Linked DNA regions of Homo sapiens: regions 2 and 3 are each linked to region 1. A link is a contact called in ENCODE Hi-C or POLR2A ChIA-PET data. All regions are on one chromosome and are shown on one strand. The core of a region is the stretch at or near the end of the contact, and the rest is flanking DNA. Distances in the headings are between cores, read along the strand shown.

Region 1 (2,700 bases), core at 191-2,690:
ACTTTGTAGCTTACAGCATTAAACCAAAGAAGAACCAAAAACTGAACAGTATCAAATCCCTATTACATACATATCTACAGTCATCAAGAAACTACCGGTTTATCTTTTCTTTCACTAAGGGGCCGCCTGCATGTTCACGGAAGTTGTAGTAACTTAAGAAAACCAAAACTGTTATACAGTGAAAACAGTTTGTATGCAGATAAGCTGGTACCAACTGCTTCTAGACAGATGCAATTACAGTGTAATATTTCTAGCAAAGTCTGGTAAGGCTACGCCTGCAAATCACTGACCAAAAATGGTAACAGTGTGTGCACACTAACGAAAACGACAAAATGTTCCAACTGATAGTTCAGTTGAGAATACGTTTTTAAATAGCTAATTAGAGTGACAGTGTAAAGGGGGAAAATATGTAAATTAAGCAAAATGTCCATCATATAGAATATACTAATGAGCACCTGTTTACTTTCTGGTGACTCCAGTATTTTAATGGTTTTTAAAGCTCTTAAATTTGGTTGTATCAGCATCCCAGCATCATGCCCACACCTTGCGCACCAAGTTCTGGCAGAGTCCAACTGTCTACAGGTCAGAAAAAAAATTCTAACCATACACGGACAGATCGGGCAGGGAAGGGTTAAAACAGACACTGCCAAGCTTGACAAGCACGACGAGAGTGCTGCTGGAAGCCGATTGCCAGATAAAAAGAAAAAAACAAAGGAGCTGCAAGGCCACCCCGTTCTAAATCATGCCAGGATCCTGCTCGTTAGCGATCATTCCGTGCTCTAGGACTGTTCCATAAAGGCTTTATCTTCCTTATTGAGATGGACAGACCTCAAGGGCTGGAACGCGCACAAGTCACCAAGCGCCTCAGCGCCAGCTCTGGGGAAACCCACGCCAACAAGGACGGTGGCCGGATTCCGACGCCCCCCGCCCCCCACTCCCCGGCCTCGGTGTGCAGACCCCCGGATGGATTTCACAGAGCGGGTGGGGGCGCTCGACCCCAGCCAGTTGTTGCAAGGCCGGGTCTGGAGACACCCGCAGAGGCCACGCTCAGGGCGGCGGCCTCGCCCCAGCTGGGAGCTGCGCAACAGCCGCGGATCCACCCCGGGGCGCGGGGGCCCAGCCAGGACGGCGGGAGACGGAGGCCCAGAGACCCCCCCTCACCCGCAGCCCGGACACTGCAGCCGGACCGGGTCCCTCCCCGGGCTGAGGCACGGCTCACCCCCTTAGCCCCGACTCCGCGGCGCCCCAGAGACACACTGCTCCCGGCCGCCTCGGCCCACGCCTCGGCCTCCCTCCTACTCACCATCTTCGCCGCGGCGGTCGCAGGGACGCGGGGGAGGGAGCCGGCGGGCAGCGAGTATGCAGACCGTCCTCCTCACGGCTGCGGGACCGAGAGACCCAGCGCTGAGCTGACGCGGCGGCGCGAGCTTACCCCGGGGCGGGCGCGCCTCAGGACGGAACGCGGCTGCGCACGTCACGCACCGCCTGCCGTTGCTACGCAACCAGCCGGCCAGGCAACGCCCCCCCGGCGGCTATCCAGAGTCTCGGAGGGGAGCTTCCCTCATCTGCTGAAGGCTGCGGGGCAGGGTCCGCCTCACCAGAAAGTGTTTAGGGGTGGGGGTGCGTCCTCTCTGGTCTGCAGGAGGCTAGAAGGCGGACTGGGCTGGCTCCTGCTGGCGAGGGGCGGGCAAAAGATGATGGGGGAGGGGTGGCCTTCCTTCGCCTCCTCGGCGGGGCCACCTGACGCCCCACCCACTGTGCAGGCATGGCCCGCGCGGGGAGGCAGCCACCTGGCCAGGTGTGCCTGCCGCTGGGGCGGGGCGAGGCCGTGGAGGGGAAAAGGAGGGGAGAGCCGGGGGAGAGGGGTACAGAGTGTGGGAAGGAGGGGGATTTGGAGGGGAGAGGCGAGGGGCACATAGTTGGGGGAGGAGGAGGATGGAGAGGGGAGGGAAGAGGTGAGGGAGAGGGGACAGTGTGGGGAGAGGAGGGGGATGTGGGGGGAGGGGCGAGGGGGCACTTAGTGGGGGAGGTGGGGGCAAGGGGAGAGGTGAGGGAGAGGGACACAGTGGTGGAAGGAGAGAGATGTTGGGGGTTGGGAGGGCAGGGCCCGAGGAGGGGGAACGCACTGGGGGAGGACCCACGGGAGCGGAGTCGCGGGCCGCGGCAGCGGGGACGCCTCCCGCATTTTTTACCTACTTTGGTGCGATTCCCGCCGCCCTCCCCTGATTGGCCCAGTCTGGCTTGTCCTGCCCTCGCGTGAGGGGAAAAAAGTCTGCACATTTTTCCTCCTTCCCGAGGCGACCGTGGCCATGCAGAGTGCTCTGTGAGTCACCGTTAATTTCAGGTCTGGAAAAACAAGGAGCATTTATTTATCTTTGGGAACTGCCGGGGAAGGAGGCCGGCGGCGCGCAGGGGTGTGGCTGGGAAAGGCCGCGCTGTCCCGGGACGGTGGCGCCAGCCCCGCCGCTCAGTTCTCCGGGTTTTTAATTTGGAATTGTGTTTTTCTAATGGGCGGTTGCGTCGGAAACACGGTTTTCAGAGGGCCCAGATGAATCCCAGCGTTTTTGCTGCGGGTGTTTTTGTGGGAAATAAAGGGAACAAAGAATTTTATAAATTAATTTAGGTTACCGAGAACATCATGGCCTCGACCAAAACTATTTTAATTCTCCAAATATGAGACTTTTGGACAAGATGGTCAGT
Region 2 (2,700 bases), core at 71-2,570, 900 kb before region 1:
ACTTTAAATTAGAGCAAAAGTCTAATGAAATCACAGAAAAAATATTAAAGCTGAGACTTCAGTTTTCTCGGGTGTAATAAGCATGACAAAGTTAAGCCATAAATCTGCAAGCAGGAGGCAAATGCAGATGTTTCTGGTAGGAAGCCAAAATTTGTTATGACAATTCACCATAATGGGGCCTGTTTTTGGAATTATACCTACCAAACAAAAAAAGTCAAAATCTTCACCTAGTCGACATCAACAAATGTATTATTCCTAACAGTCTGAGAAAGTTGAGTCTTTTAAAACTACGTGAAAATCTAAGAGTGGCAGTGCCTCGGTAAAATATAAAACTGGGCCGGGCGCGGTGGCTCACGCCTGTAATCCCAGCACTTTGGGAGGCCGAGGCGGGCGGATCACGAGGTCAGGAGATCGAGACCATCCCAGACAACATGGTGAAACCCCGTCTCTACTAAAACATAAAAAATTAGCTGGGCGTGGTGGCGCGAGCCTGTAGTCCCAGCTACTCGGGAGGCTAAGGCAGGGGAATCGCTTGAACCCGGGAGGCGGAGATTGCAGTGAACCGAGATCGCGCCACTGCACTCCAGCCTGGCGACAGAGCGAGACTCTGTCTCACAAACAAACAAATAAAAATAAAAGTGGCAGAGGCTTTGGGTGTCCTAAAAGTCTTGAGTTCAATACTGCACTGAAACCACCTGGCTTAATGTTACTTCGTAATCACCAACTGCGCCCTAACTCCGCCTAAACGTTTTGTCATAGACGTTCCCTTAGTGACAAGAGCGATCCTGGATCAGAACATGTATTCACAAGTGTTCTACAGGGAAAGAAAGCCGAGGGCTCCTCTCAAAGCACTGATCGCGTCAAAGTAGGAAGGCAGCACGTCATCACAACTTCCCCAAAAGTATCAGGGCAAAGCCAGCCAGCTACACAAAGTTGCAAGCTGTCAAACCCATTTTGAACTTCTTGAGTTCTGCTCTCCCAGGATGGGAAGGAACAAGTGGGTCCAGAACCCCGCAATCGTTTTTCCCGCGTGCTCACCTAACCCGCTCCGGCCACTCCCAAGGGATCCCGGAGAAGGGGTCCAGCTGCCCAAATGACTGGGCGCCTGATGGAGTGCCAAGCCGGAGCCTCACTGGTTTACCTGTTTTCTATTTCGACCGGATCCGCGTCAGGCGGCTGCACCTTCACCTTCACCTCCGCCATGAGGGCGCAGTTCCTGACGCCTGGGGGGAAAGATGCACGGAGCAGCCCGGTAGCAAGCCGGGGAACCCGGGGAACCAGTGGAGGATAGCGCTCTGCTGAGGCCGAGGGGCCTTCTTCCTCGTGTCGCAGCCGGTCCTTCCTTGCCTTTCGGCGGGAGGTGGCCAAGCTGCGCCTGCTCCGGCCCACTTACAGGCGCCGCTACAGCTTCTTATTCTTGTTTTCCAGAATGTCAATGCCCATCGGACGCACAAGCCTGGTTCCTTCATTCTGAGTTGGGAAACCAACTTTTAGCACTTGGCAACTCTGTGAAGGAATATTCTTAGATGCCTATGGGAAAGCACTGGGAAAGGAACTCCAGGCGGGTACCAGGCTCCCTGCGGAGCGGCAGGGGCCGGTCTAGTTGCTAAGAAGCTGAGTCTCCACCAATCATCTGCCCAGCACCCAGTGGGCGGGGCGCGGCTCGCCGCGTCTGTGGTAACCCGGGCGGCGGCGAAGGAGGAGGCAAGAGGCGGTGAGAGGCTGGCGACTGGGTTGGGCGCGGCAGAGATGCATTAGGGGTCCCGATCCCGGGCCCCGCGGTTAGAGGAAGAGGAGGGCGGCTAGAGGAGGGGAAGAGCTTCCCTTACTCCAGCCGAAAGGATGCAGGTGTCCTTGGCAGCCCCTGATGGGCGGGAACAACCAAACGGGATTCCGGATCCGGGCTGCGAGGGGGCGGTCCACGTTGGGAGAGTTGAGGGGTCTGGGGATCCTGTTGACTGCACGTTGCCATTTGGGCCTGGCGGATCCGCCTTTTTTCTTGATTCCCTTTGCGTGGGGCCCACTGGCCACCCCAGCTTCCTAAGGGCAGCTGCTAGTTGACGCTCGCGAATTACTTCCTCTCCTACATATTTTTTATTTAGAATTTTTCAACTACTTTTATTTTATCTGCCTTTCACTTAAATGGAAATGCGACTATGGGCAAGTCTCAAGTCCAGCCACACTCCCGTAGGAGCTATTGTTGTGCTGTCAGTATCTGTAGTTTATATTCTTGGCCCTAGATCCGGAACTATCCAACAAGGCATTAAGTTCACCCCTTAAATTTAGGTACCCCATTTTTGAGAATACAGTCTGTGACAAAGCTCAAACTGCAGACATGTTCAGATCAGCATTATTAGAACTGCAACAGGCAAAACTAAAAAGAAACTAGAAATAGCCTAAATGCCCAGCCACAAATGGATAAATAAGTACAGGGAAAACTAAATAATACAGTGAGAATGCAAGAAGTAGACTATAAAAATGGAATGAATATGTAGATTATAATTGGGCAAAATCTATGGATTATTAATGAAATTTGAAAAGGCAATACAGAGATGTAAATGGTTGTTGTGTTAAGGTGAGCGTTTTTTCCCCCTGAAACCTTCTGTGCATTAATTATGACAACCTTCCTCCCCACCCTCACCTCCAAAAAGACCAGTAAGGCTTTCATACTGGTAGTTAATTATTAATACCAGGATTTAT
Region 3 (2,700 bases), core at 201-2,700, 1.0 Mb after region 1:
CCTGCCACCCGTTGGTCAAATTCGCACCCAGCTCTGCTCCAGACAGAGGGAAAACCCAGTGATTTCCGGGCTCTAGAAACAAAGGGAGGCTATGATTCCCTGCTGGCCCTAGGGGTCCAGGGAAGGTTATGGAAAGATAATTCTTTGTGTAAGCGGGTTGCGTACTTGCAGACATCATCCCACTTGATGCATTCACCACTCTATGCCGTTGTTCCTGATTTGCAGATGAGACAAGAAGCCTCAGAGGCGCCCAGTAATTCAGAATTACAGGCTGACAAGGCTAGTGTTGGAGCTAGGACTTAAAAACAGGAGTTCCGCCTCCATTCCTTGCGTCTCCCATTATAGCTTGGCTTCCTGGAATGGCTGCTCCTGTGGCTCGCAGGTGGGCTTCTGGGTGTGCGCAAACGATTTCATGCATGCTCGATTCACTGAATGAATGAATGCATTTACCTTCTACACAGGAAGGGAGGTGGAGCTCACTTCTACCAGAGGCCCTAAGCCTTAAGATACCAGTTGTCGGCCTGGCGCGGTGGCTCACGCCTGTAATCCCAGCATTCTGGGAGGCCAAGGCGGGCGGATCATTTGAGGTCAGGAGTTCGAGACCAACCTGGCCAACATGGTGAAACCCCGTCTCTACTAAAAATACAAAAATCAGCCGGGCGTGGTGGCACGCCCAGCTATTCGGGAGGCTGAGGCAGGAGAATCTCTTGAACCCGGGAGGCGGACGTTGCAGTGAGCCGAGATCGCAGCATTACACTCCAGCCTGGGTGACCGAGCGAGACCCTGTCTCAAAAAAAAAAAAAAAAAAAAAAAAATACCAGTTGTGTTCGCCTTTAACTCCCTTATGATTAAAACTAAAAATTACTAAAGTGTACAAAAGTGCAAAACAAGTCTAAATAAGGTTTGATTCTAGCCAATATAATGACATTCCCGCACACATTTAAAACATCCAACACCCTATTAATTTTCGTTTATCGGTATCCCGAGTTAAGGGGTCCAAAACATACGGTCGGACCTCCTTAGGGTAGCAGAGAAGGCCCTAGCGGAGTTTGCCACCAACAAGCTGTGATCATCTCTGCGCCTCAGTTTGTTCGTGTGTAAAATGGATACGTTAACTCATGTTTGGCTGGGTGAAGCCAGGTTCTTGTTAAGGGCTGAAAAACTGGCTTTGGTCACCTGACCCCAGGACTGTGATCCTTGCCGCTGGCTTTAAATTGCTGCGATCCTCTTCTCTCCAGTTGTTCAGGCCATGAGGGTGGGTTCTAGTTTTCCTGAAACCATCCGCTCCGGGTCGCCCCCATAACCTCTGCGCCAAGGTCCACAACGTGGCCTTTCCAGACTTGCAGATCCCGGAGGCTGCTTCCAGGCCCCGCGGCCCCGCCCCTCTGCACCGCCCGGCCGCCGCCAAACCGTGGCGCATGGATCACGCGGGCCGGAGCCGTTCTGGGCATGCTCAGTGGCCTGGCAGGTGGGGCTGCCGCGGAACTCCAGGTCCGGCCGGGAGCAGAGGGGCGGGGGCGAGAGGGAAGTGGGCGGGAGCCGCGATCTGAGTAGCCAGCGTCGCCGGCGACCGCGGAGTTCTGGGCTAGTGGGACCCCGCGCGGGCTGGTTCGGGATGAGCGATGGCATCGGTCAAGGTGGCCGTGAGGGTCCGGCCCATGAATCGCAGGTGAGTGGGGCCGCCCGCGCCCCGCCCCCTCGTCGCGCCCCCACCCAGAGGAAGCCTGTTTCCAGCTCCCCCAAAGCCAGCCTGGACTTAAAAGTGTCACCGGCTGGTCCCTGGCCCACCGGGCCCAGGCTGTGGCCTCTGGGGGCCTGGAGGACTTCGTGCACTGCTGTCCCGTTCACATTGCCCTGGAGAGGACCCTGGTGGTAAAGGAGAAGATTCTATTAACTCTCTCCATCGTATTAACTTGAGATGTTCTTGTTCCCCCTTTAAAAAAGCATCAAGGGAACGTTACCATGAAGATGTAAAATAGTTGGGGGGAAGGTGAGAGTGCTGAGGGGGGGCACCACGAACTGTCAGGTGAACCCCTCATTTCTACCAACTCAGAAGTTCTCTTAACAATTAACCATGCTACTTTTTAATCTTTCAGTTAGAGATGATTTTGATTCCCTGAATGTCTAATCGATAACTTAGCAGTTCCTAACTTCATGTTAGAGAGTGGATGGGAAAACTTTGACAAAGTCCTGACTCCTAGAAAAAAGTCAGGGACGCTTTACACGTGTTTGAAATACTCTGATATTAAGAGAGAGGAAGAGTGTTACACACAAAATTTAATCTTGTTATATATTTCTACGAAGTAATGCTTTTTCAGAATCCTTCTCTTCATTCACTGAAAAATAGCCTGTGCTCCCTTTTCAATGACCTCTTTTTAATCCGTTTAGAAAGTTTCTTTGGAAAAGTTACTTTTTAAATTGGTTTGACTTCAAAGAATGAGGTAGAAATGGGATGTGTCCTCCAAGGTGACAGGCAAGGTTCACACAGAGCCATTTGATTTTATTGACTTCTCTACCAAGTTGGTGGATATTTGACTTACCATAGGGCCTTTTTGCTTTTGTCATATCAACTTGTGGAGGTTAATGTTTGGTAGTTCTGATGCCTGATTGGGGCAGCCGAAGGCCATAAAATCAAAAGATTTCCAGAACCTTATTTGACTCATCTAAATCTGTTTCTTCTCTTGGCAAGTAGGGAATCAT

Evidence for each region. Hi-C counts contacts between places; a loop is a spot of excess contacts on that map. ChIA-PET counts read pairs that join two places held with the same protein, here RNA polymerase II (POLR2A). Pooled maps may share reads with other maps.
Region 2: a pooled map shows a loop between it and region 1 (7-fold over the local background). The contact joins the promoter of POLR3F here to the promoter of DSTN in region 1. A Hi-C loop is called at or near these places in 8 of 50 pooled maps. POLR2A ChIA-PET finds 5 or more read pairs at or near these places in 2 of 52 experiments (GM10248 and OCI-LY7).
Region 3: a map of naive thymus-derived CD4-positive, alpha-beta T cell shows a loop between it and region 1 (27-fold over the local background). The contact joins the promoter of KIF16B here to the promoter of DSTN in region 1. A Hi-C loop is called at or near these places in 1 of 168 maps with a recorded cell type or tissue (naive thymus-derived CD4-positive, alpha-beta T cell), 1 of 37 single-sample maps with no recorded cell type and 9 of 50 pooled maps. POLR2A ChIA-PET finds 5 or more read pairs at or near these places in 3 of 52 experiments (BJ, HEK293T and MCF 10A).

The regions. Positions count from the first base shown.
Region 1 is chr20:17,568,815-17,571,514 of GRCh38, reverse strand. DSTN (destrin, actin depolymerizing factor) reads right to left here and starts at 1,440. Exons shown (of 4, transcript NM_006870.4): 1 at 1,304-1,440. The coding sequence starts at 1,306. It also overlaps a transcript of BFSP1 not described here. RefSeq lists silencers at 1,000-1,289, 1,310-1,499 and an enhancer at 1,910-2,477.
Region 2 is chr20:18,466,010-18,468,709 of GRCh38, reverse strand. POLR3F (RNA polymerase III subunit F) reads right to left here and starts at 1,320. Exons shown (of 9, transcript NM_006466.4): 1 at 1,142-1,320. The coding sequence starts at 1,203. DZANK1 (double zinc ribbon and ankyrin repeat domains 1) reads left to right here and starts at 1,680. Exons shown (of 21, transcript NM_001367614.1): 1 at 1,680-1,714. RefSeq lists enhancers at 1,240-1,559, 1,182-1,800.
Region 3 is chr20:16,572,198-16,574,897 of GRCh38, reverse strand. It overlaps KIF16B (kinesin family member 16B), which reads left to right and starts at 1,450. Exons shown (of 26, transcript NM_024704.5): 1 at 1,450-1,669. The coding sequence starts at 1,623. RefSeq lists silencers at 1,414-1,543, 1,330-1,559 and an enhancer at 1,172-1,693.